Regions from separate parts of the Homo sapiens genome. Here region 2 is linked to region 1. The links are chromatin contacts, found by Hi-C or POLR2A ChIA-PET in ENCODE. All regions are on one chromosome and are shown on one strand. Each heading gives the region's core, a stretch centred on a gene start or an enhancer-like site at or near the end of the contact. The rest is flanking DNA. Distances are from core to core; before and after follow the strand shown.

Region 1 (2,889 bases), core at 7-2,506:
GGCTACCCAGTGGAAAATTTTTCTATTTCCACTATTCCTTCCACATTTATTGACAGGAAAGCTAGTCTAAGGAAGAGCTGTACCCTCACTTACTCAGACCCTCGTTTTCCTTTTTTTTTTTTTTTTTTTTGAGACGGAGTCTCACTCTGCCGCCCAGGCTAGAGTGAAAGTGGTGCTATCTCGGATCACTGCAGCCTGGAACTCCTGGACTCAGGTGATCCTTCCACCTCAGCCTCCCGAGTAGCTCGGACCACAGGCGCCCGCCACCACGCGGCTAATTAAAAATAATTTTGGGCCCGGCGCGGTGGCTCATGCCTGTAATCCCAGCACTTTGGGAGGCCGAGGCGGGCAGATCAATTGAGGCCAGGAGTTTGATACCAGCCTGGCCAACATGGTGAAACCCCGTCTCTACCAAAAATATAAAAATTAGCCGGGCGTGGTGGTGGGCGCCTGTAATCCCAGTTACTCGGGTGGGTGAGCCAGGAGAATCGCTTGAATCCGGGAGGCAAAGGTTGCAGTGAGCTGAGATCGCGCCACTGCACCCCAGCCTGGGAGACAAAGCGAGACACCGCCTCAAAAAAAAAAAAAAAAAGAAAGAAAATTTGTAGATACTGGGCTCTCACTATGTTAGCCAGGCTGGTCTCGAACTCCTGGGCTCAAGTAATCCTCCTGACTCGACCTCCCAAAACTCTGGGATTACAGGCGCAAGCCACCGTGCCCGGCCGAACCACCGTGCCCGGCCGAACCCTCCCTGTTTTGGAAATCCTGTATTAGCAAAGGGGACAGCGCCAGACAGTTGAGCACACGCGTTCTTTATAAATGATGATGTCTGATACAGTGATGCTTTTAACAGGGTTGTGTAACGCCTGTGTGTGCACGGTCTCTTCTGCAGTGTCCACCGAAGGTGGCCCGTCTGCGTGTCCGCTCCCGGCGTACTCCGCGCTCCCTGTTCCCGGCATTCCCCGCGCTCCCCGAGCTTCCCGCGCTCCCCTGCTCCCGGCATTCCCGGTGCTTCCCGTTCCCGGCGCTCCTCGCGGCCGCCGCCCTCAGTCCAGCGAGCCCCGCCTGGGCAGCGACTGTTAGCGCGACCGCGGCCTGGGCGCCTGGTCCCTCCCGCGCGGCCGCGCTATTGGGCCGCGCGCGGCGGACACACGCGCTACGCGCCGCCGATTGGCGGCCTCCGCAGCGCGCTCTGCGGCTCCCCCAATGCGGGGCGGCCGCGCGCGGGGATTGGCCGCACGCCGCGAAGGCCCGCCCTCCGCTCGCCCGGCGCGGCAGGCGGGTGCCGGCGACCGGAGAGCCTGGACAGGCTTTCCAGATGGCTGCGGCGGTCGGTCGGTGAGGCTTTCCCGGCTGTGGTTTGGCTGCGGGCGGCTTGGGCAGCCCGCGGGCGCCTCAGGTAGGTGCGGGGCGCGAGGGGCGCCCGCGGGCGGTTGGGCGGGCGCCGCGGCCTGCGCGAGGGCGCGCCCTTCCCTCCCGCCTCCCTCCGGGACCGAGGCCGCGGGCGGGGCGGGGGCGCGGAGCCCGGCCTTTGTGAGGCAACATGGCCGCGGGCGGTGGAGAGCGCGGGGTGGGGACGCCTCCGGGGCTGGGGGGCGGGCCCCGGGCCCAGGCGTTGCCGACTCTCGTCGCTGTCCGCCCGGGTAAAGAGGCTCCTCTCCCGGAGGGCCCGAAGCCTAGCATCGCCTTCAGGCGGGAAAGGTGTGGACAGGGCCAGTGCTCGCCTGGGACCCTGCCGGCTTTAACACAGTTTGGGAAATCCAAGAAGTCGCCTAAGTCTTTTTGTCCACAGAATGCTCACGGGTTGAGTGTCACGTAGATAATTGGGATACGGTTTTATTGTAACAATGAGCATGGCGGAAATAAATGGAAGGTGGCAACCTGTTGACAGTGATGCCTGTCTGGTGTCAACCGATGGACTTGGGTTTCTTGTGGCAGGAGTCTGATTTGCCTTTTTGCATGCTTGCATGTACCTTGTTCCTGCACGGCAGTCCTGTCTTTGGCTGTCGACTGTTCGAGGCCAACCACCAGGCGAGGATCCACTGTTTCCTGGCCAGACTAGACTCCCAGCTGTGGGAGTGGCCCAAACCCTGCTGCAGGCCTTCACTCACAAAAGGGAGTGAATGGCCAGCCCGGGGTACCCAGTGTTGCCTCTAAGTGCGGGATATGAGGCCTGTTGGAGGATGACAAAAGGAACGGATGAGGTCATACTGCCGCTGGGTTGGGCGGGAGGCTGCAGCGGGAGAGACTTGACCAAAAGGCAGCCTCCATGGCGCTGGCACTGGTGCTGGCCCGTCACAGCCAGTGCCTCTGTTAGCCAACACAGCAAGTGGGCTAGGAGGAAGGGTGCTGTCCAAGTGTACGGGTTTTCTCCCCGTGCCAAGGGTCCAGGGGAGCTTGCCGTGAGCCCGTTCCTGTCCGATAGTCCTGTTGGCAAGGCAGGGTTTGCATGCGGTGTTTGGTCAGCTGGAGCAGTGGGGAGGCCTACGGGCAGAGAGCTCCCCTTTGAGCCCTTTGCGGCCAGGCGCTGTGTGGAGCACTTCCCAGGGGTTGTTTTGTAGTCTCACCGTGACCTTGGGGTAGGAAATGTGCTTCTGGCTGGCTTGCCCAGTCTTAGACTCTCTTGTTGTAGCCCTCTCCTTTGTGATGTCACCCAGCCTCCTGACTTTAATGCCAGCTTTCCTTGACATCTTCACAGCTCCAGCCCTGGCCTCTCTTCTGATTTCCAGCCTGGTGTTTCTGGCCACCTCTTCCATATCTCCATGTGTTACTTTGGCGCCAAGTAGCCATATCCAAACCAAACTCAAATCTTCACCCATGCCAAAACATTCCTTGGCCTATCTAAAGTCCCTTTGATTCCTCTCTTTCTTACACCTTCATGCAGTCCTA
Region 2 (2,794 bases), core at 10-2,509, 310 kb after region 1:
TGAGGACTGCCAGCACGCTGTCCCCTCTCACTGGGTTGCTATTAAAAATGGGCGCTGAATATAAAAATTAACCGGGCGTGGTGGTGCATGTCTGTAAGTCCCAGCTACTCCGGAGGCTGAGGTGGGAGAATAGTTTGAGCCCGAGAGACTGAGGCTACGGTGAGCCGTGATTGTGCAACTGCACTCCAGCCTGGGCGACAGAGTGAGACCCAGTCTCAAAACAAAATCAAACACGGGCGCTGCCCTGGGCAGGGGAGGTCTGGGCACAGCTGTGCTGATGTGGGCAGTGGACAGGTGTCACGTGAGAGCCTGTGGCCAAGCCTAAGCTGCGGTTAAGGTGGGAGGCTGAAGGGTTTGGAGTGTGCACCACCCCGGACCACCTCTCAGTAGGAATGTGGCAATGCACTTCGGTGCTGGATTCCTACTTCTGGCTGTGTGATTTGCGACACGTTACCCCACGCACCTGTACCACAACTTCCTCATCTCCCAAATGGGATGACAGTAGTTAGCAAACCTCCCTGGACTGCTGTGAGCATTCTGCCAGAAAAATGTACTCCAAGCTCTTGAAGTAGGCCTGGCGTTTGGTTGGTGCTCAGTACATATTCAATGTTTCTGTCGCTGGCGTCATCACTGTGTTCATGGCAGAGCTCTGTGCCGCCAGGACTGGGCCGCCACCCAGACCTTCCTTTCCCGCCCCAGGGGTGAACTGTGGACAGGACCCTCTGGGGGGACTAGGCCAAGGCTCTCCCACCTCTGGGGACCCGCGCCCATGGGCCTCAGATATGTGGCTCGAGAAGGGGGAGTGGGGGCAGGGCCCCTGGAAAACCCCTCGAGGCCAGACCCACCACTCCCAATATCCGTAAGACCAGGGGCTTGAGTCTTTCCTGCAGACAGATGTGGGCAGGAACCCACCCGACTCCCAGCTACGTGGGGACGTGGACGAACTAACAGGACAAATTCTAGTTCCTGGACACCGCCCTCCCAGTATCCTCGCAATTAGACACCCATGCAGCGGCACTACACTGATCCGCACACGGAGATACACAGCGACATCCGCCCGCAAGAGCATGGTGGGTGCCGGAGCTCCCGGCTGTGGGCCCAGGAACTACATTTCCTAGAAGGATGTGCTAGATACTCGTTCGCGTCGGGACGCAAGCACCGGCCCGAACTCGCTCTAGGAAATGGAGTCTGACGCCTGCGCGGCGCAAACGCTCCCGGGAGGTGTAGTTTGCGCCTATTTCGCGCAGGCGCGCTTTCCCGCAGCGGCCGCCTGCTGCTCTTTGTGGCAGTCGCAGTCCTTTTGTGGGAGTCCGGTCTGTCCACTTGCCGGTCCCTCAGACCGTCGGCGGTCTCTGTCCGCTTCGGGACCTGTCCGCTGGTCGCTCCGCGTCCGATGGCTCCTGGCCGCGGAACCTTAGGCCTGGCCCTGGTCTCCGAGCGCGGGTTCGCCGGGAGGAGCGTGTGGCGGGGGTGTGCCGGGGCGTGAGTGCGCCGAGCATGGGGCTGAGCCTGGTGTGGGGAGTGGGTATCTGCGGAGCCGGCCTGAACCCCACCTCAGCCGGGCGCGGGGAGGGGGCTCCGTGCGTGTGATCGTGCAGCTGTGAGCGCGTGGCCGCCCCGCGGGGCTCCGCTGCAGGCCCCTCAGCCCCAGGAGCAGTACTCGCTCTTCAGGGCCTGCCCTGGATCCTGGAGGCTACACAGCTGCCCACTCCTCCTGGGGAGGCTGCCGTGGAGGCCATGGAGATCCCTGCCCCGGAGCCCGAGAAGACAGGTACAGCTTCACTCTTGTAGTCAGTATGTCTGTGGATTTGCACTTGAGGATATTGACACTCAGAGAGATCAGGCCAGTTTCCCAGAAGCATCCAGCATCTTTTTTTTTTTTTTTAAATGGAATCTCACTCTGTCACCCAGGCGGGAGTGGTGCAATGGCTTGATCTCCGCTCACTGCAACCTCTGCTTCCCGGGTTCAAACTATTCTCCCGCCTCAACCTCCCAAGTAGTTGGGATTGCAGGCGCGCGCCACCACGCCCGGCTAATGTTTGTATTTTTAGTAGAGACGGGGTTTTGCCATGTTTCCCAGGCTGGTCTTAAGCTCAAGCGATCCGCCCGCCTCGGCCTCCCAAAGTGCTGGGATTACAGGCGTGAGCCATCGCTCCTGGCCTCCTGCTTCTTTCTTCCCCGCGCCCAATCATTTGTTCCCACTCAGACGTGCTTGATTGGGGGTAGCAGCTCTTTTCGTCATGAATTGGAGTGTCTGAGACACAGGCAGATTATTCCTCGATGCTGTTTCTGTTGGTGCTAGCTACTGGGGCTCGTTCCCCACCTGGCCTTGCTGGCAGGTTCTGCCTCCTCTCTGATTCTCACTTGTGCCACGACAGGTGGGCTTTAAGCTCAGCCGTGAGCCTGGTAGCCGTGACCTTGACTCATTTCTCCTTCGCCAGCTCTTTCCTCTCAGGATCCTGCTCTTTCCCTGAAAGAGAATCTCGAGGATATATCGGGTTGGGGTCTTCCCGAAGCCAGGTCCAAGGTGAGTGGCTGTGTGTTCTTCCTTCTTTATGAAGAGGGTTGGCACATTCCCTCCCCAGCCCTGGATCGTCAGCCTTCCACAGACCTTCACCCGGGTACCTGCTGGCCAGTCCTCAGGAAGCTCTGGGCAGTGGGAACAGCTCCAAGTGAAGAGTCCAGATGTTGCCCGAGGTGTGCCCTCGAGATGTGCTCTATTGAATGTCTCGCCCAGTCCAATTCAGTGGGTCAGTTGCTGGGGATCTCTCTGCCCAGCGCTGTGCTGGGAGCT

What was found. A loop is a pair of places that touch in the nucleus more often than their neighbours do. ChIA-PET counts read pairs that join two places held with the same protein, here RNA polymerase II (POLR2A). Pooled maps may share reads with other maps.
Region 2: a pooled map shows a loop between it and region 1 (5-fold over the local background). The contact joins the promoter of ZNF74 here to the promoter of DGCR8 in region 1. A Hi-C loop is called at or near these places in 6 of 50 pooled maps. POLR2A ChIA-PET finds 5 or more read pairs at or near these places in 2 of 52 experiments (H1 and activated CD4-positive, alpha-beta T cell).

What each region holds. Positions count from the first base shown.
Region 1 is chr22:20,078,985-20,081,873 of GRCh38, forward strand. DGCR8 (DGCR8 microprocessor complex subunit) reads left to right here and starts at 1,257. Exons shown (of 14, transcript NM_022720.7): 1 at 1,257-1,399. RefSeq lists a silencer at 1,136-1,755 and an enhancer at 2,016-2,075.
Region 2 is chr22:20,392,892-20,395,685 of GRCh38, forward strand. It overlaps ZNF74 (zinc finger protein 74), which reads left to right and starts at 1,260. Exons shown (of 5, transcript NM_003426.4): 1 at 1,260-1,771; 2 at 2,442-2,527. The coding sequence starts at 1,738. RefSeq lists enhancers at 370-1,359, 761-830, 1,301-1,440.